2 separate regions of the Homo sapiens genome follow, and region 1 is linked to region 2. A link is a loop called in an ENCODE intact Hi-C map of the cell type or tissue named here. Cell type or tissue: OCI-LY7. All regions are shown on one strand. Each heading gives the region's core, and the rest is flanking DNA. Links, peaks and the distances in the headings are about the cores only.

Evidence for each region. Hi-C counts contacts between places; a loop is a spot of excess contacts. Peaks named below come from ENCODE experiments on the same cell type or tissue, not always from the same donor. Only the 100,000 strongest peaks of a DNase experiment are listed, where the experiment ranks them.
Region 1: a loop joins it to region 2, with 4 times the contacts of the local background. A loop is called at or near these places in 2 of 110 quality-filtered maps.

Annotation. Positions count from the first base shown.
Region 1 is chr1:58,521,937-58,532,806 of GRCh38, reverse strand. It overlaps OMA1 (OMA1 zinc metallopeptidase), which reads left to right. Exons shown (of 9, transcript NM_145243.5): 6 at 2,078-2,206; 7 at 5,472-5,546. It also overlaps a transcript of DAB1 not described here. Among named protein-coding and RNA genes, the nearest start is that of OMA1, 19 kb to the left of the region's middle. In OCI-LY7, for the core only: no CTCF peak of the experiment used is centred there; no DNase peak of the experiment used is centred there; H3K4me3 peaks cover 555 bases; H3K27ac peaks cover 1,184 bases.
Region 2 is chr1:58,718,616-58,729,485 of GRCh38, reverse strand. It overlaps LOC112268263 (a long non-coding RNA gene), which reads right to left. Exons shown (of 9, transcript XR_007066129.1): 5 at 10,738-10,870. Among named protein-coding and RNA genes, the nearest start is that of MYSM1, 24 kb to the right of the region's middle. RefSeq lists an enhancer at 1,437-2,636 and a silencer at 2,598-2,647. In OCI-LY7, for the core only: no CTCF peak of the experiment used is centred there; DNase peaks (open chromatin) are centred at 2,705, 4,805 and 6,305; H3K4me3 peaks cover 2,056 bases; H3K27ac peaks cover 4,533 bases.

The DNA.
Region 1 (10,870 bases), core at 1,273-9,272, 200 kb after region 2:
TACCTGTAATCCCAGCACTTTGAGAGGCTGAGGCAGGAGTATTGCTTGAGCCCAGGAGTTTGAGACTGGCCTCGGCAACATAGACTCAGTCTGTACAGAAAAATTTTAAAAATTAGCTGAGCATGGTGGCTCACACCTGTAGTTCCAGCTGTTCTGGAGCCTGAGGCAGGAGGATTGCTTGAGCCTGGGAGATCAAGGCTACAGTGAGCCATGATCGCACCACTGCACTCTAGCCTGGGTGACAGAGTGAGACACTGTCTCAAACAAAAAAGTAAGAAAAAAAATCTTTTTTTCTTAAACAAATATACACAAGAATACGTCTAAGCAGTGTTATTATATGCACTCTAATATCTTTCAAGTAATGGCTTCACAACTGCAAAATCAGTTTTGGCCATTTTAGCATTTGAAAGGTGTTACTATTCAGTACATTTGTTTTTTAGGCATCTAGTTCAGTGCCTTATATTCAGTGTATTGTCATCTCTATCAGTGCAAGAACAGTAGTAGATGAGGTGTAAAAAGCAAACAGCAGCCTTAAAAATAGAACATAGTTATTAATATGTTTTTGCAGAGATCTTAAACATTGTCAGCACAATATTTTCTCTTTTGGGAGTCTCAGTTTTGATTTTATCTAGGCGTTTATGTTTTCTTTATTCTACAAATACAGGTTTTTGTGTGTGTATTTCCAGTTTTCTAAGACTGTATAATAGCAATTATATTCTTTAATAACAAGGGCTTTCTCTTCTATAACAACTTCCTTATTTTGAGTTTCACTTTTTCATGTTAAAATAATTTCATAATTGGGCTGGGCACAGTGGCTCACCCCTGTAATCCCAGCACTTTGGGAGGCTGAGGTGGGTGGATCATGAGGTCAGGAGTTCAAGACCAGCCTGGCCAACATGGTGAAACTCCATCTCTGCTAAAAATACAAAAAATAGCTGAGCATGGTGGTGGGTACCTGTAATCACAGGTACTCGGGAGGCTGAGGCAGGAGAAACATTTGAACCTGGAGGCGGAGGTTGCAGTGAGTCGAGACCTCGCCACTGCACTCCAGCTTGGGCAACAGGGCAAGACTCTGTCTCAAAAAAAAAAAGATAAATCCATAATTGTTTTTCAAAACACACATTTGTGTTTTGAGGCAAAGTAATGAGGCAAATATAAGGAGGTAAAGTATGTTTTGTGAGGGTACAATATTTGTTAAGGGACAATATTCTAAGTCAGTTTTTAGTTTTCAGTCATTTTTCATACATTCAAGTAATGACTGCTATTTTATCAGTTTCAGCATTACAACATTAACATTTACTAATCACCTTTAATGGCAAACCATGAACAATCTAGTTCATTAAACTTAGATATTACTACTCAAAACAACTATTTTATGAAAAATCTTTTTTGGTAACTGATATAAGTAAATACAAAAATTCATAGAACCTGATTCTTTCATGATAAATACTAGACTTACAAATTTACAAACTTGTATAAATGAATAATATTTCATATATTAGGTCTTGAAGATCAGAATACTTTTATTTAAAATAAACTTCCAGTCTTTTTCTGAATTTTTTCTTGTTTTAAGTGCTTCATATGTTAGGTAGTGTTTAGTCTTTATCCAAAAATATTAGTAAAATAAAACATTTACTTGATTTTTTAAAATGATGCAACTATATTAAAAACTAAAACTGACCGGGTTTGATTTCTGGTCCTTTTAGTAATAGCTGTGCAAATCTGGGCAACTCTTAACCTCTCTCTATCTCAGTTTCATTATCTATAAATGTAGGGATAATTGTAGCTATTTCACAAGATTATTATGCCTGTTAATATAAGAAATTGTAGGTTTATATCCTCTGACTAATAGTAAGTGGCTTAGTAGATACTAGTTAAATGAATGAATAGGTATATAAGTAGATAAACCAAGGAAGGGAAAAACAGACCCGGAAAGAATAAGCAAAAGAAGAAAAAGAGAACTCTCAGTCTTAGGTGGAGAAGGTCAGGTAATTGTAACACATGATGAACTAGAAAATGTAAGCATATACTGTCTCAATGTATAAAATGTAGTTTTTATTATTTTGATTATTCTTAGGCAGAAAAGGCTGGCATGGTTCATTTGTTGGATTTCCTAGGTATGATTTTCCTCACAATGATTTGGGCCATTTGTCCTCGAGATAGCTTGGCACTTTTGTGCCAGTGGATACAGTCTAAATTGCAGGAGGTAAGTCTGAGACAATAACTTGAATTGATCATAGCCTCTGGTGAAGATATTTTAATACTACTGTAAAGCAGCAAATCCAGAGATGTTTTTACATTTTACTATGAAATATGGGTACGAATTTTTAGTGTCTTATGTTTTCTCGTTTTTAGGGGATATTCTTATATATGAATATTTAAATTAAGGAATACTACATCTCTCAAATGATGGGTATGGAGAGTTAGAAGGGCTTGGCAACTTTTGGCTAATAAAATTTTTGAAAATATATTTATTGGTTTTACAGAGAGAAAACCCAGCCACTGACCCTTCCTTTCGTAGTAACTGAATGACTCCCAAATTCAGCTGTCCCTTGGTATACAGGACTTCTTGTGGATACCAAAATCTGAGTATGCTCAAGTCCTTGATAAAAAATGGCATGGTATTGGCCGGGCGCCGTGGCTCATGCCTGTAATCTCAGCACTTTGGGAGGCCAAGGTGGGTGGATCACGAAGTCAGGAGATTGAGACCATCCTGGCTAACGTGGTGAAACCCTGTCTCTACTAAAAATACAAAAAAATTAGCCTGGCGTTGTGGCGGGCGCCTGTAGTCTCAGCTACTTGGGAGGCTGAGGCAGGAGAATGGCGTGAACCCAGGAGGCAGAGCTTGCTGTGAGCCGAGATTGCGCCACTGCACTCCAGCCTGGGCGACAGAGTGAGACTACATCTCAAAAAAAAATAAAAATAAAAATAAAAGCATGGTGTTTGCATGTAACTATGCACATCCTCTCATATACTTTAAATCATCTCTAGATTACTTGTAATTCAATGTAAATGCTATGTAAATAGTTATTTTACTATATATATTTTTAAGTTGTAGTTTTTTAAATTGTTTTTTCGTAGATATTTTCTATCCAAATTGGTTGAATCTACCAGGTGCATAATCCACAGATATAGAGAGCCAACTGTATTTGGGTTTTAATGCGGCACTGTTAAAACCTCTGAACTTTAATGGGCACAGAATTGGCTAAAGCTACTTTGCCATCCTTCCTTGCTTTTCACTCTGTTAAAATATCATTGCTTTGAAAATGCTGAAAGGAAAGTCTTACTAGGTGTTTGTTAACTTTTGTTTTTAGTGCTTATGTATAATAATCATCTCAAAAATGTATTGAGTGCCTCATTTTGTCCAAAACACTGTAATACTGAAAGTAGGTCTTGCAATCTTTATAACTACTTTGTTAACCATAATTTTTTTGTTTTACATCTTTCTTTGAATATTTCCTCTTGTCCCAGGAGGTTTGGTTATTTAGGAACAATCTGTTATTTGTTTATTTAATGATTTGTGGAGTTCCCATCAGAGTGCCATCTGGGTGCTGTTTAAATCTAATGTGCAAAATTCTATGAGACAAATTGTTTTTGAGATTGGATAACTAAGTCTATTATTCAGTATTAACATGTCATTTGGCTTCATTTATATTGAAGTAAAGGTTCTTAAAGAGAAAATAAAAGATTGGTTATTCCTTAGGTTGTAGGATCTCATATTTTGAATTTTGTTTCTGTCACTGACCCGCCAGGAAATTAAAAGAATTAATGTGGTTATTTTCCTGATCTATCTATAGATTGCTTTTTTTTATAATGGAATCAGCACAGTTGGTCATAAGAAAGATAACATTTATCTATTTCTTTCTTGAAATACTTGATAAATTCTGCCACTTCACTGTAATTCGTCAATGAAAATAAAGTAGGAATGATTCTATTTGAATTATTTTTTCCTAAATCAAGGCCCCTCAATAATTTTGGTGACGAGGAGATGTTTCTCTCTAGAAAGTTGCTCACTGTGATTGGAGAGCAGAGAGGAATGTTGATAGTGAAGTCATTAGGGTGTGGGAATTGCTGAGGTTCATCTGTTGTGAGGACCGAATGACACATTTAAAGCAGGATTTCTCAATCTCAGCACTACTCACACTTTGGACTGGATAATTCTTTGTTGTGGGGGAGTTGTCCTGTGCACTGTAGGATGTTTAGTAGCATTTCTGACCCCCATTCCCTAGATGTCAGTAGCTCTCCCTCCTCTCAGTTATGACAGTAATAAATATTTCCAAACATTTGTAAATGTCCCTGGAGGACAAAATCACACTAGGTTTAGAATCATTAATTTAAAGCACTTAGCACAGTACCTGGCACAAATCAGGGCTCAATAAATATGAGCTGTTATTTTTGTTCATTTAATCCCCTCTGCAGCTCTGTGAGCTTGGAACTGTTACTAGCTTCATTTTACATATGATACTACTGGGTTTAGCAGGGTTAAACAATTAGCTCAGGGTTAACAATAAGTTAACAGTATTTGGACTTGAACTTAAGTTTCTCTCTTTTTAAAGCCACAGTTTTAAATCCTTATGTTATCAATAGACTTGACGGGGGCACATGCAGCCTGCTCATGGGGAGTGAAGGCATTATATGATATACATCATTGACCTAAAACAGACTGATTGAAAAGGAAGGAAGTCATTTGTAATGGTCACATACTGTATATCAGATTTATTATATTATTTCAGGCCATCACAGACATGTGGCTACCTTTGAAAGATTGCTTCCCCAATTAATAGCTCTTTTCTCAAAAGTCCTGCCTATTGATTCATCTCCTACAAAGTTTTAGTACTTACTGAAAATTAGAATTTAACTGGAAAGCATTCACATAAATACAAGTAATTAGGAAAATTAAAGTTACTGTATCTATGTGTGTTTTTTATTGAAGTCAGAAGAAAATTTCATTTTCCCAACTAATCAATACTTAGAAAAGAAAAAGGAAATTAAGATAATTTATCAAAGAAAGAGCATTCTGCTATATGGTTAATTTTTTTACTGAAATAAATTGTCTAGTAGTGTCATTGGATATTATATGCCTACGTTTTCTTGATTTTCTTTTAAAACTCAAGGTCAAAATATTCCTTGACCATATTAAAAAGCCTTCATCAATAAGCTTTCTTAGTGAATCCTGTACTCAGTAGGTGGAGACTATAATTGGAAAAATAGAAGTAAATTCCTTATACTACAGACTGTCAAGAAATTTATAGGCATGACTTATATCCTTATCATTTTTTAAAGTATTTCTAATCAGGGAAATAAAGGCTGTGTTTATATTTTATATCATGGAGTTATTTTAATGTTAGTAGACAGTATAGGAATTTTATCCTAGATACTCCATGAAACTGTTTTTTAAAAATCTCTCTGTGTTACTCCTTTTTTCGTGAAATAAATTGTCTTAATGGAGCTTTTCTGTCATTTCTTCTTAGTATATGTTTAATAGACCATACAGCAGAAAATTGGAGGCCGAAGCTGACAAAATTGGACTACTGCTTGCTGCAAAGGTAAAGTGTTTAGTAGTTGAGAATACATAATGCCCTTCCCAGGCTGAAAGATAAACGTGTGTTATTTTAATGAGGCTTGGCATAAGCAGAGAATGAGAGTTGGACTGTATTAGCCCTTTATGTAATTTCTGTTAATCTAGAAATTTGAAGATTATGGACCTTGAAAGAATGTATAACTGAAGAGTCTCAATTCCCTTCTATATTTGAAGCTGTATTATGCCTTAGACAGAATCCATAAGATTATAGTAATTATCAGGTTCTATTAAAAGAAAGTCAGTTCTTGATTGGAAATAATTTTTTGCGTGTATAAATTTTTTGATCATAGACATGAAACATACAAATTGAAATTTTAAAACATTTGGTTATGTAATGTGTCATCCCCTCTGGCCTTTTAACATTTGTCCCTCTGGAAAGCTAATGCTATCTCTTTATTTTACTCCAGTACTCCAATATTTTACCCCTTGCTTCTCTGATCTAAGGAGGCTTTTTGAGTAAACAGGTTGATAGGTAGTTGTTTTCCCCCACTTGAAGATAGGTTGATCCTGTTGTAGCTATGATCTTGGCTAAGCAAACTGATTTTCTACCATTTAAATAAACAGTAGACGAACAGACATTTAGGTTATTTTTGTTGTAGCAGATGGCTTTTTTTTTTTTTTTTTGCTAGCCATAGAGAGCAGCTCTGGGCCTTTACTTTTATTTAAGTTGACTTTGTTCCTGTCTACTTAACAGGGCACCTGGCAGCTATTTTTAATCACCTGTGATAACTGAGTGTTATTAGTAGCATTTAAGATTAGAAGTAAAACTGCATTTTAAAAAAATGAGTGAAAGCAATGCCACTTCACATATTAAATTCAAGTTTTAATTGATCCTTTGTTATGTTTCTGGTAGTTATTAAAACTATTAATCATTTTATTTGAACCTCTCATAAGTTTTATGGATTTAATTTCATAAATCAAGGTATTACTCCTTCACAAAAGCAAAATCAGTTCTTTGAATGTTAAATAAATGTGATTAAGTGAATTATCAGACTGCGTGCACTAAGAAGTTCCCACATAAGGGGGCCACAGATTGGCTGTATTAAGAATTTCCTAATTTTCATGTACTCCAGTCTGTCAGATTTTCCCTATATGTTAAGTGTGTTCTGTGTTCTGGTTAGGAAATCTTTGTTTATCTCAGTAAGTTATTCCTGCTTTATTTCTAATAAACTTTACTATTTTTAAAATATATAATATGAGGAAGAGGGCAACATCTTTTTTTTCCCCTATGGATAGCTAATAGACTCAGCACTGTTTATGGAAAAAAGTCACCTTTTTTTCACCAGACTTCAGTGTCTCTTTGTCATAAAGGTGGGAGTATATCTGGGGTCTCTTTCTAGACACACTATTCTGTTCCATTGGCTTGTTTATGTTTCAGCCAGTACCATATTATCACTATAACTTTGTAGTAAGTGTTGATACCTGAAGCTTCTGTCCTCCAGTGTTGTTCTGCAGAATTGATTTGACTCTTCTTGGATCTTTGCATTTCTATATACATTTTAGAAATAGCTTATTAAATTATACATACATAGAAAAACACATGGGGTTTTGATTGGAATTGCATTGCATTTATACATGAATTTGGGGACACTTGACTAGTGTCTGTAGTATTGATTCTTCCCATCCATAAATATGATATATTTTCCAGTTTGTTTAGATGTTTAATTTTTCTCGATGTTTTGAAATTTTTTTGTATGTAGGAATTACACATCTTTTGTTAGATTTATTGCTAAGTGTTTGATGTCATGATAAATAGTGTCATTTTTAAAGTAAATTGCTTGTATATAAAAATACAATTGATTTTATAATTGACCTTGTACCCAGCAACCTTTATTTCTTCCTTTCCAATCTGTATACAGTTGACTCTTGAACAGCATGTTTTTGAGCTGTGTAGATCCACTTATACATAGGATTTTTTTCAATAAATATATTGGAAGGTTTTTTGGAAATGTGCAACAATTTGAAAAAACTCACAGGTGAACCATGTAGCTTAGAAATATTGAAAAAATTAAGAAAAGGATATGTCATGAATGCATAAAATACATGTAGATATTAGTCTTTTATAATTTTTTACCATAAAACACAAATCGGTTATGAAAATTTATCAAAACGTGTGCCTACACAGACCATACATGGTGCCATTTGCAGTTGAGAGAAATGTAAACAAACAGAAAGATGCAGTATTAAATCATAACTGCATAGAATTAACTGTGGTACCTATGGTACTACTCTTATAGTTTTGTATTCACTTCCTGTTGCTAATGCAGTGATCTCAAATATTGTGAATATCTACTTAAAACACCAGAAGACACTAATCATCTCCATGTGAGCAGCTTTCTCTCCAGTAAATTGAGTATCTTAGTAAATGGTCTCTTGCAGTTCTTGCATATTTTTCATTGTGTTTAGTGCAATACTGTAAACACCTTGAGTAATACCATGAGACCCATATGAGTTGCTGCTAGTGATACTGGAAATGTTCCCAGGAAGTAAACTCATGATATTACAAGAAAAAGTTGAGTTGCTTGATATATACTGTAGATTGAGGTCTGCAGCTGTGGTTGCCTGCCATTTCAACATAAACGAATCCAGAATAAGGACCGTTGAAAAAAGGAAAAGAAAATTTGTGAAGTCATAGCTGCAACTCTACCAGCAAGCATGAAAACCTTGCACTTTTTGCAAAAGACTTTTATCTTGTATAGAAGATGCACCTTTTATGTGGGTGCAGGATTGCCATAAGAAAGGCCTATCTATAGACTCTAATATGATTCAAGAAAAAGCAAAGTCATTATATTACAACTTAAAAGGAAGATGAAAGATCTAAAGCTGGAGAATTTAATGCCAGCGAAGGATGGTTTGATAGTTTTAGAGATTTGGCTTAAAAATGTCAAGATAACAGGAGAAGCAGCTTCTGCTGACCAAGAGGCAGCAGATGCATTCCCAGATGCTTTAAGAAAATCGTTAAGGAGAAAGAATAGCTGCCGGAACAGGTTTTTAATGCAGATGAAAGTGTGCTATTCTGGAAAAAAGATAATGCCATAAAGGACATTTATTAATGAGCATCAAGATTTAAGGCAGAAGGGATATGCTAACTCTACTGTTTTGCGGAAATGGAGTTGGATTTGTAAGTACTTTCCTTATCTATAAAGCTGGTAACCCCTGAGCCTCTAAGGAAAAAGATAATACCAGCTGCCAGTCTTTTGGTTGTAAAGCAAAAAGGCCTGCTACACAATGAGAACGCTTTTTCTGGATTGGTTCCATCCATGCTTTGTTCCTAAAGTTAAGAATTATCTTGCCAGTAAAGGCTGCCAGTTCTTTTTTTCTTTTTTTGAGATGGAGTCTCGCTCTGTCACCCAGGCTGGAGTGCAGTGGTGTGATCTCGGCTCACTGCAAGCTCTGCCTCCCAGCTTCACACCATTCTCCTGCCTCAGCCTCCCGAGTAGCTGGAATTACAGGCACCCACCACCATGCCCGGCTAATTTTTTGTGTTTTTAGTAGAGATGGGGTTTCACCGTGTTAGCCAGGATGGTCTCGATCTCCTGACCTCGTGATCCGCCCTCCTTGGCCTCCCAAAGTGCTGGGATTACAGGTGTGAGCCACTGCGCCCGGCCAGGACTGCCAGTTCTTTTTACATTCTCAATTCCTCTGGTCACCTGGAACCCCATGAGTTCAACACTGAAGGCGTCCAAATGGTCTACTTGCCCCCAAACACAACATTCCTAGTTGAGTCTCAGATCAGAGGGCCATAAGGACCTTTAAGGCTCAGTACAACAGGGTACTTTAGGGAAAGGTTGTTACTGCTATTGAAGAGAACCCCGATAGAACATTATGAAAGTCTGTAAGGTTTACACCACTGAAGATTCCATCATTGTTATAGAAAAAGCCATGAAAGCCACCAAGCCTGAAATAATAAATTGTTGATGAAGCAAACTATCCAGATGTTGTGCGTGACCACACAGAGCCAGTCAAGGAAATGATGAAAAGATTATGGATATGGCAAAAAAGGTGGGGAGTGAAGGGTTTCAATATACAGATCTTAGAGAAATTCAAGAGCTAATAGAAACACCTTATCAGGGGAATTAACCGTGGATGACTTGATGGAGATGAGTGCTTCCAAAATGGTGCCAGGTAGAAAAGACATAGTAGTGCCAGAAAACAAATTGACATTAGACAATCTAGCAGAAGGATTCTGATTATTCAAGACTACTTTTGACTTATTTTACAACAGAAATTACAAAGTATCTCCATTAAGTTACACTGATTATGCCTGCCTTTCCTGTCTCCCGTTCTACCTCTGCCACCCCTGGAACTGCAAGACCAACTCTCCTCTTCCTTCTCAGTCTACTCAGTGTGAAGATAAGGATGGAGACATTTATGATGATCCACTTCCACTTAATGAATAGTAAATATATTTTCTCTTCCTTATGGTTTTCTTAATAACATTTTCCTTTCTCTAGCTTATTTTATTGTAAGAATACAGTATATAATACATATAACATACAAAACATGTTAATTTACTGTGTTACTGGCAAGGTCAACAGTAGGCTATTAGTAGTTAGGTTTTGGGGGAGTCAAATGTTACATGTGGATTTTTGACTGCACAGAGGGGTCAGTGCCCTTAACCTCCATGTTGTTCAAGGGTCAACTGTACTTTTTAATTTTTGCTTTATTGCAATAGCCAAAAACTTTAGTACAAAGTTGGTGATGGGCAACTTTGTATCTCCCTGATCTTAGGGGCAAGAAAGCATTCAGTATTTCACCATTATGATGTTTGTTGTAAGCTTTTTATAGATACTTTTTTATCAAATGAAAGAGTTTCTCTTCCATTTCTAATATCCTAAGATTTAAAAAAATTATGTATATATATTAAATTTTATCAAATGCATTTTCTGCACTTTTTCTTCAACTTTAAAGTTCCAGGGTACATGTGCAGATGTGCAGGTTTGTTACATTAATAAATATGTGTCACAGTGGTTTGCTGCACAGATCAACTCATCACCTAGGTATTAAGCCCAGCATCCATTAGCTATTCTTCCTGATGTTCTCCTTCCCCCTGCATTTTCTGCCTGTATTGAGATGATTATATGATTTTTCTCCTTTAATCTGTTATTGGGCAAATTACATTAATTTTTTTTAAAGTTAAGTTGCATTTTTGGGGAAATATACCTAATTTTGTCAATTATCCCTTAATATATTGCTAGAATTGGTTTAATGCTTAGTTTAGAATGTTTATCCTATGTTCAAAGGAGATAGTCGCCTAGAATTTTCTTTTCTTGTAATGTCCTGTCAGGT
Region 2 (10,870 bases), core at 1,544-9,543:
TTATATATTATTATATATTATATCATTTATTAATATATCATTTTATGTGAAATGCATAATATATTAATATATGTAATTCATATTATATATTACATATAGTATGTAATTTAGATTATATATTACATATAATATGTAATTTTGATTATATATTACATATAATATGTAATTTTGATTATATATTACATATAATATGTAATTTTGATTATATATTACATATATGTAATTTATATTATATAATCATATATTATTATATTATAGTGCATGACATATTATATAATTATGTATTATTATATGTTATATATAATTACAGGTTTTCTGTTATATATTATAATATATAATGATCATATATAATATGTAATATGTAATAGTTATATATTGCATTTATAATAATCTATTATTGTGTACCCAATAATCTATCATTGTATATATTATATATTAAGTATACATTATAATATCTTATTGTACATAAATTATATGTTACATATATAATGATATTTTATTGTATATGAAATATTGTATATATGATACATAATATAAATGTATGTAAAATAAGTATTATATACATAATAAATATTATCATGTATAGTATGTATAATAATTTGTTATCACATATTTAATAATATATTATACTTATGTATATAATACACACACTATATATATTTATATATATCTGGCACACAGTGGATGCTCAATATCCTATTGGTATCTGTAAGTATGCCTCAAAAACTCTACTTTTTACATTGTTTCCTCCCTCAGTACTGTGCTTATAGAATGTGTGTCTATCTACTTTGTGCAACTACACATTCCTTGTGTTTTTTATGAGTGTTGTGGGAGAGGACAGATGAATAATGTACGTTGAGTATCTGCCATAGACCAGGCTTAAGTGAGATGCTTTTCATACAGTATTTCGTGGCTCCTTCCCCAAACTCTGTAAGGAGACATTGAATCCCCATCACAGGGTGATGAAAGTCCAAGGACCTTGGACCATGTGTGATGCCATATTCTCTGCATCATATTTGTGCATCGTAGTGTAGGGACCGAGGTCAAAGCAATTGTTCAGTAAATATAGGAGAATTCTCCCTTGGATTCTTTTTTTTTTTTTTTTTTTGAGACGGAGTCTCGCTGTGTCACCCAGGCTGGAGTGCAGTGGCAGGATCTCAGCTCACTGCAAGCTCCGCCTCCTGGGTTCAGGCCATTCTCCTGCCTCAGCCTCCCGAGTAGCTGGGACTACAGGCGCCCGCCACCACACCCGGCTAATTTTTTGTATTTTTAGTAGAGACGAGGTTTCACCGTGTTAGCCAGGATGGTCTCGATCTCCTGACCTCGTGATCCGCCCGCCTCGGCCTCCCAAAGTGCTGGGATTGCAGGCATGAGCCACCGCTCCCGACTCTCCCTTGGATTCTTGAGGCCCCTTCCTGGAGTCTAATGCTCACTAAGGCTCGGTATTTGTGAGCAAGCACTTTGGAGTCAAATACTTTGGCTCTTCCACCTTCCAGCTCTCAGACTTTTGACAAGTTCTTAACCACTATGTGCCTCAGTTTAAATCAATTGTAAAATGGAAATCATGATAACATCTACCTCATATTATATTTGTTTTCAGAATAAAATGAAATAGTATATGTAAATTATTTTGTATAGTGCCTAGCATATAGTAAGTGCTCAATAAATGTCCCCTGAGTGGCACTACTGGAAAGATTCAGGAAGCTGCCTATCCAGCGTGGTAGGTCTAAGCCTCAGCAGCCTGCAGAAACTTGGGTGCTGTTGTTCACGGGAAGTGAAGCCCATTTTTAGCTGTGACAGTCTCACAGTTGACAAAGGAATGGTATTCATTTCCTTCAAAAGTTGTTTTGTTCTCTTTCCAAGGCTTTAGGGCAAATACTGGCTCAATAGGAAGCTCTCCGAAGGGTGAGTCAACAGTCACTCATTCTAAAAGGTGATTCACATGCCAGAGTGTGCAGTCCACAAATGTTATGGGGGTGGTACCTCTTGGGGAGAGACTGACAATGCCCTTAAATGAGTTGTTTATGATCACAAGCTGCTCATGAACAGACATGAGAACAGATGTGCCAATTAATTTCTCATATCCCCTCCACACTCCTTCACAAAGGGCACAACTCTTTCTCAAAAAGATGCTAAACTTGAGAATGACTAGCATCATTTCTCCCAAACCCCAGGCCTTTTCAAAACTTGGGCTCACCGAGAGTCAGAGGTAGAGCTGGAGATTTGGATGTTTCAAAGATTTGTGCATTCATATTGAGGTAAAATGAGAAAATTCTTGAAAAGCTGCCTGGAGGGGGATTTTGGAGTCTTGGGGGATTTCAGTGGATTGATGGCCTTGCTCCTGAATTTTTACTTGATGACAAACATTTTGTCAAAATCCAAAATTATTAATCTAATATTTTTCTGTTTGTTTCTTCCAGTAGACTGTGCACACCTCAGGGATACCAAATCTTACTTTGTATCTGTAACAGGTATGTTTGTGAAGTCCAGCATTAGCAATGTGTCAAAATGCCTGAGTCTGAATCTGAGCTTTAGGCAAGTTATTTAATCTCTCAGTGCCCCAATTTCCTCATCTATAATATGGAGACTCCAAATAATACCTACCTGGTAGGGTTACTGTGAACATTAATTGATCTGATGCATTGCCACTCAAAGTGGGATCCAAGACCAAAACAGGTCTACAAACTGTTAGCTGTCCCCTGACAGTTACCTACAGGAAGTAAGAGTAACCTCTGTAGCCGTTGCATTTTACCACAGTAGTTTCATTATATTTTACAAATATATTGGACAGTAGTAGATCATAAAACAATTTTTTAACTAGTTCTTCATCATTATTTGAGACCCACTAGTAATGTATCTCTTCTAATATAGATGTGTTCCAGCATCTGCTTATTAAAATGTATATTGTTTTATTATAAATACACTCCTCTAGCTTCTTCTTCATGATTTTTCCTTCATGGTTGTCTTTGAGCTTGGTGCGTCAGTAGTATGATTTCTATTTCTGGATTTTTTTTTTCTTTTCTTTTTTGAGATGGAGTCTCACTCTGTCGCCAGGCTGAAGTGCAGTGGCACAATCTCGGCTCACTGCAACCTCTGCCTCCTGGGTTTGAGCAATTCTCATGCCTCAGCCTCCTGAGTATCTGGGATTACAGGCATGCACCACCACATCCAGCTAATTTTTGTATTTTTAGGAGAGATGGGGTTTGATCATGTTGGCCAGGATGGTCTCGATCTCCTGACCTTGTGATCCACCCACCTCAGCCTCCCAAAGTGCTGGGATTGCAGGGATAAGCCACCACGCCTGGCCTATTTCAGGATTTTTAAAGGAGATACGTATAATGTGTATTACTACAAGTGGGTGTTATAGAGTTGACAAGCACTAATGAAGAGTTTTATTTAATGTAAGGGCTTGGATTTGATTCTAGGATGGAGTAAGAGTGCTATAGTGTTCTAAGTGAAAAACCGGGGAGCATGATGTGAGAGGGGCTTCTAAGAAATTTCATCCTCTGGCAATCTGATGGGTGATAGGATCTCCTTCTGGGTTCCAGGAAAGCTCCCTTGATGAGGTCCTGGTTGAAAGCATCCTTTCCCACCTAATAGGGAACTCCATATCGTAGAGTATGGATTTTGCTCAAAATTAACTTATGAAATATTGGACCAGAGCAAATATTTAACCAGTGAAACTGTCATAAAAGTTACTGTTTTCCAAGTCTGCTAGTTCAAAAGCATTTAAGGGGGTGCAATTTTCTCTTCTGTGTAATGAGAGATTTATAATAGATGAATAATAGTGTGGTATAGCAGAAATAATAAAGGCTTTGGAATCAGACATAACAGTGTTTTTGTTTTTTGTTTTTCTCTACCACCTATTGACCAGCAAGTAACTTAACCTCTGGGCCTCAGATTCCTCACCTGTAAAATGGGGAAAATGACACTTCACCTTGTGGGCTCTTGTGAGAGTGAACATGATAATGCAATGTGTCCCTGACATATAGTATTTCAAGCATTGTTAGCTGCTATCCCCTGTCCTTATGTTTTCATGAAGGCATTTCTGTAAAGTAAATTAAACATGGCTGTAATTTTTTTACTATTCCTGTCACTGACTAGTGGAGTCTAATTCTCCACCCCTTGAGTCTGAGCTAATGTTAGTGACTTGCTTGACCAACAGAATGTAATAGAAATCATGTTCTGGGACTTACAAAGCCAGCTTGTAAGAAACCTTGTAGCTTTCATCTGGGCCTCTAGAAAAATTAGCTATGGGGGAAGTCAGCTGCCACATAAAAAAAAAAAATCTGATTAGTCTAAGTCTTTCATGCTGTGAAGAAGCCCAAGCTAGAAAAGTAGGGAGGCCAATGGGAGAAGAGATGCCCTGGCACACCAGCCATCCCAGCCCACATACCAGGCACAAGTGAAGAAGTATTCAGAAAACTCCAGAGCCAGCCACCATCTCTGACTATAATTGTATGAAAGACCCTGAGTGAGAACCACCCAGCTAAACAGAACTGTGAGAGAAAATTGTACTCTGTCTAGGTAACCACTGGTTTAGGAATGGTTTGTAAAGCAGCAGTAGAAAGCCAGGGCATTCTGCTAGAATAAAATTTTTGGTCCTCCTGCCTCTTGCTAACTAATTAGTGATGGATGGTTTCACAATAGTTTAGCCTCCATTAGTCTACAATCCCATATCGGCTGGGGTTAAGGTATTCAAACTGGTGCTCCCACATGGCCCACCCTTCCTTCCCATTTTGTGACCTGTGAGCTTTCTCTTCCTTCTGCTCTGTGAGGCAGGTGGTTGTTTCTTGGGGGAGGGCTGCTTGCCCAGCTGTGTCTAGGTAGCTAAGTATGAAGAAGCCAATTTTGCTTCAGGGTGAGGCTACTTTTGTCAGTCTAAATCTGGTGTGTTTATCTTCTCTTTGACTCAACTGGTTCAGAACCAGTGGGGAGTATTGAGACTGGCACCTCAGGGAGACCCCCAAGCTTCCAGCTCTGACATACAGCAAAGTAAATGGTCGAGTGTTAAGCCGATTCCTAACTTGCCCTATGCCCTTGCTTATAAGCAATTCTTGCCCATATTGCTAATAATGTGTTTAATTTCCTCAAATTTACAAATGACCTAAAAGAATTAGAGTCATGGTTAGTAAGTTTGCTGGTTTCTCTTGACACTTTCGATGAATGGCTTATATTAAGCACATTACAAAGAGTAAGACAAAAACTTTCCACCAAAGCCAAGTTGGTAAACAAAGCCCCATAGACTGCCATCATAACCTGTACAAAACTCAAACACAACTTCTGATTTCCTTGGTCAGCCTGAAGCCGACAATGTGCATCTGCTCTATTGAATTCTGTTGGGCCTTTATTATTTCTTTCAGTTACCGCTGTGCTACTTCCAATTATTCTTGCTGTTCAGGACAAAAAAAAGAATGAAAATTCTGTTAAGGTTACAGATATGGCATTTTCTGCCTATTTTGTATGATAATTGCATTTCCTTAATTTATTCATCCACTCAGTAAATTTTGAATGCAGAATTTAAAATAATAGCAGCATTATTCATACTAGCCAAAAAATGAAAACAACCCAAATGTCCATCAACTGAAGAATGGGTAAACAAAATGTAATACAATTGAGTATTATTTGGCAACAAAAAGGAATGAAGTACTCAACATGGATGAACCTTGAAAACATGATGCTAAGTGAAAGAAGTTACAAAGCACTACATATTATATGATTCCATTTACATGAACTATCCAGAATAGGAAAATCTAGGAAGACAGAAAGTTGACTAGCGGTTGCCAGAGGTTGAGAAGAAGGAAAGGAGTGACAGCTGATGAGGTTTCTTTTTGGGGTGAAACTGATGTTCTAAAATTAGATGATGGTGATGGTTACACAAGTCTGTGAATATGATTTTTTTAAAGTTGATTTGTATGCCTTAAAGGGTGAAAGTTATGGTATATGAACTATATATTAATAAAGTTGTGATGAAAAAATAAGACCTTTATTTGGGACATAACTGAAAAAATAGGAAGAATGTTGATGGCCTAATAATATTAAAAGACAAAAAATAGGTGTTGTGAACTGAATGTTTGCATCCTCCCAACATTCCTATGTTGAAGTCCCCTAATGTGATGGTATTAGCAGATGGGGCCTTTGGAAGGTGATTGAGTTTAAATTAAGTCATGAGACTGGGCCCCTCATGATGGGATTAGTGCCCTTATAAGAAGAGCAAGAAAGTGACACCTCTCTCTCCACAAGCACACACTGAGGAAAGGCCATGTAAGGACACCACAAGCAGGCACCATCTATGAGGCAGGAAGCAGGCTCTCACCAGACAGTGAATCTGCCAGCACCTTGATCTCGGACATTCCAGCCTTCAGAACTGTGAGAAGTAAGTCTGTTGTTTAAGCCACCCAGTCTGTGGTATCTTGTCATAGCAGCCTGAGCTGACTCTAACAGCAGGATACAAAATTCAATATAACCATAACTATGTAATACAAATGTACAGGACAAAAAATACATCTAAAAAAGGCTCAAAGTGTTAACACTATTCTCTCTGAGTGATCAAAATACTTTTTTTTTAACTTCTGTTTTTAAAGTGCTTGTAAAACACCAAATAGTAGCTCACGTTGACTGGCCTCTTCCTCCACACCAGGATCTCAGTTGGTCCTCACAACTATCCTATGAGGCAGGAACTGAGCTCTACATGCCTGTATTTTACATATTGGAAAAGTGAGACCCAGAGAGGCTAGGTAATTTGTTAAAGATCGCACAGCTACACATGACAGAGTATATATTCAGACTTCAGTCTGTCGGACTCTACAACTTGCACTTTTTAAGTGCCAACAGCAACAAACTTTATATTCTTCCTTTCCCTCGCCCCAAATTTACATTCCAAACATGTTATGCTACTGTAAAATCTTAACCGTTATTTGTGTATTCATATTTTGATACTGAAGGGAGGAGAATAAGCCTACTGGGGTGGCTCAAAAGCTTAGGCTGGCCTGAGAGAGTAAATTGTCACTTTGAGAATATGAATGAATTATTAAAGCCCACTTAGTAACTTGTTTCATCCAAGGGCCTCCTTCATCCTTTCCAGCTTTTGTTTATTTTATTTTATTTTTCTTTTAAAAGCCAGCCAAATTTAGCAGTGGATGGGGGCTGTATACCAACTTTAGTGACATTAATGTTAGTAAGTTCTGCTAACCCACAATCATCAACCTTTTGTTTATTTTAAAAACACCTTCTCGGCCAGGCGCGGTGGCTCATGCCTATAATCCCAGCACTTTGGGAGGCTGAGGCGGGTGGACCACTGGAGGTCAGGAGTTCAAGATCAGCCTGGCCAAACTGGTGAAACCCCATCTCTACTAAAAATACAAAAATTAGCTGGGCATGGTGGCTGGTGCCTGTAATCCCAGCTACTCAGGAGGCTGAGGCAGGAGAACTGCTTGAACCCGGGAGGCAGAGGTTGCCGTGAGCCTAGATCCCACCATTGCACTCCAGCCTGGGCGACAAAGCAAGACTCGGCCTCAAAAAAAAAAAAAAAAAAAAAAAAAAAGAAAAGAAAAGAAAAAGAAAAGAAAACCTTGTCAATGGCTGAACTGTGGAATCACAGAACCCCAAGGCTGGTAAGACCTCAAAAGCCATCAAGCCCAGTTCCCAATGTGATGGTACATCCTGAAACCCCACCCCCCCATCAAGGAACACCCTAACGATTACTCAAATACAGCTCCATGAGCAAGAGCTGCCCTCAACACCATGATCCCAGCATGGCCCAGCTCTTGGCTGCATCTGTGTTCTCACTTTGAGAGAATTTACTACCACCAAATTATCTGCAGAGAAAAATAGAGCAAATAGACTGTTGTCCTTACTTTTCCCTCATGGAAAAGGAATTTTAATGTGCTGCAACAAGTTGCTTGTCCAACACATTCAAGATAAGTCAGTGTCTAACTATGGCAGGAAGTGTCACCGATGCTCTGCCAAGAAGCACCTAGTGCCAGGCCAGGCTGCCTCTGACCAGGAGCTTCTTCCCGACGTTCCTCCTGCTCCAATCTTCCATATCTCAGCAAACGGCACCTGCATCCCTCGCACTGCTCAAGCTGAAAACCTAGGAGTTATTCCTGTTGCCTCCCTCTTCCTCACCCCCACAGCCAATCTGTCACCAAAGCCTGTTGATTATACCTCCAAAATATATCTCAATTTCATCTAGTTCTCTCCATTGCCACTACCCATGTCCAAACACTGTTGTTTCCCATCTGGACCCCTGCTCTCCCCACTTTCACAATAGTCTCCCCGAAACACACACACACACACACACACACACACACACACCACAGTCTATTAGCCATCCAATACCCAAAGTGATCTTTGAGAAAAGTATACTAGATATGCCACTCTTCTGCTTAAAGCCCCATAAATAGCTTTCCATTGCACCAAGAATATCATTAAAAATCCTCCCTGGTGATTCCTAGGGCCCCTGTGATCTGGCCTCAGCCTACCTCCTGGCTTCATCTCACACCACTCTCCAGCTCATTCATTGTATTCTAGCCTTGGTGGCCAGCTTTCAATGTCTGCCTGCCTTGGGGCTCCCACGATACCATCCTGGAATATTCTCCCTGCACTGTCCTATCTTGCCATCCGCCCCCACAATCTTGCTATGACTAGTTCCCATTCCTCCTCCAGGCATCAGCTTAAATGTTTCTTCCTCAGAGAGGTCTTCTATGACTTTATATTAGCTCCCTGTGAAGGCCAGGGCTCTTCTCTTGCAGATATCAGAAACCCAATTCTAATTGATTTAGTTAAATAATAGTCTTCCAATTAAATAAATAAACACAAGAAAATTTATTGACCCATGGAACTGAAAAGTGTAGAATTCTTGCTTTAGGCACATGGAACCAGAGCTCAAATGATGTCATCAGAACTGGATTCGGCTCCATCTCTTCATGCAAGCTTATATTCAAGAAATATTTATTATCTATTATACACCAGGCACTCTTTTAGGTACTGGGGATACATCAGGGAAGAAAAAAAAATCCTTGCCTTCAGGGAGCTGTCATTCTAGCAAGGGAAGAGGCACACACACACACACACACTAAAGATAGTAAATAAGTAAAGTATAAACCTATATTAGAAAATGTCCCTGCTGTGAAAAAAAAAAAAAAAAAAAAAAGAATAAGATAAGGCAGATTAGGAGTGCCAAAAGTTGGGAAGCAGGTCTTGCCATTTTAAGTAGAGAAGTCATGATAGACCTCTATAAGAAGGTGACATTTGAGGAAAGATTTGAAGGAGGCGAGGGAATGAGCCCTGTGAATATCTGAAATGGACAATTTTTAGGCTGAAGGAACGACCGATGAAAATCCCTACCCAACAGCATGTCTGCCTTCCTGAGGCCAGGAAGGGAGCAGATGTGGCTGGAGTGGAGTAAGCAAGGGAGGAGGGAGGATGGAAGGAAGGGACAGGTAGCAAAGGCCTAATCCCACAGGGCCTAGCAAGCCATTGCAGGGGTTTGAGCAGAGGAGTTGAAAAATCTGGCTTACATCCTAAAAGAGTCATTATTCAACGTGCGCTGAGCAAAGATTTCAGTGGAGGGCAAGAGAAGAAGCAGAGAAGCCAGTTAGGTGGCTACTGCCGTCATCCAGTGAAAGTGGCTTGGACCGCCATGAAAGAAGTAAAGGTGGTGAGAAGGGGCTGGATTCTAAATGCAACTTTGACAGATTGGATGTAGGGTATGCTAGAATGCCCAGGATAAAGACTTCAGTTCCCAAGCCTCCCTGAAGCTAGGTGGAGACACCTAATTCTAAATTTTGGCTCATGGGACATAAACAGAAGTAGGTGGGCAATTTCTCAGAGGGAAGAGGCATGCCCTCCTCCCCACCCCTCACCTCTGTCTTGCTGGTTGACATTCAGCTGTTACACTGGCAGCCATCGTGGGTCATGCCAAGGAGGACAACACCTTAATGAACCACACAGTGACCCATGGAGGAACTGTCACACTAGCCCTGGTCTGCTAATGCATGGCTTGTTACATGAGAAAGACATTTCTACCCTATTTAAGTCATTTTCCTTAGGTCTCTGTAAGAGAAGTCAAATGTTTATCGTACCTAAAATAATGGCCATACAGTGTTCTTCATCTCATCAGTTACATCAGGGCTTTACCTTGCAATCTGATGGTTTAGATCAACACAAGGGGGATATTTTGATGGCAGAAATTAAATCATTTAGAAATTGCTATAAGAAAGTAAGAAGTGTTAATATCTTTTCATAATGCACTATTTGGTTCACAAAATATTTTTAACTGCCTTATTTTATGTAATTCTTGAAGCAACATAGCAAATGAAGCATTATTCTCCACTCTCCTGTGACTACCCAGTGGGTCAGGACCATATCTTCAGTTCAGGGCCTGGCATTCAAGGGTGTTACATTATTAATAAACGAATGAGCAAATGCTTGGATAAGTGGAAAGTGTGATTCCCCATTTTCAGGATGCTAAAAACAGTTCAATGGAGTTAAGCGGCTTGATCCAGGAAATACAGTTTGTAGGTGGTGAAGACAAACAGCTATGTCCTCTGAGTTGACATTTCGCTTTGGATTTTACCAAAAATGAAAGGAGGCAAGAGAAAGACGGAAGAAAGGAGAGAGAAAGCTAAGGGGGAACTAAAGAAAAAGAAAAGAGTTAGTAAGCAGAGAGCTTGCCATTTTTCTGGGATATATCATTTGAAGGGAAGGAAACAAGTGCACACAGGATTTCCTCACCTCCAAGTCCTCAGGATGTAGCATGGCTGATGCAGCAAAGATTCTCAAAGACTTGGCATCTTTCCAGAGGCAAAGCACACCAGAGCAGGCACTTGCACCCGTGGCCATCTGAACTCCAGAGCTGCTTCAAATC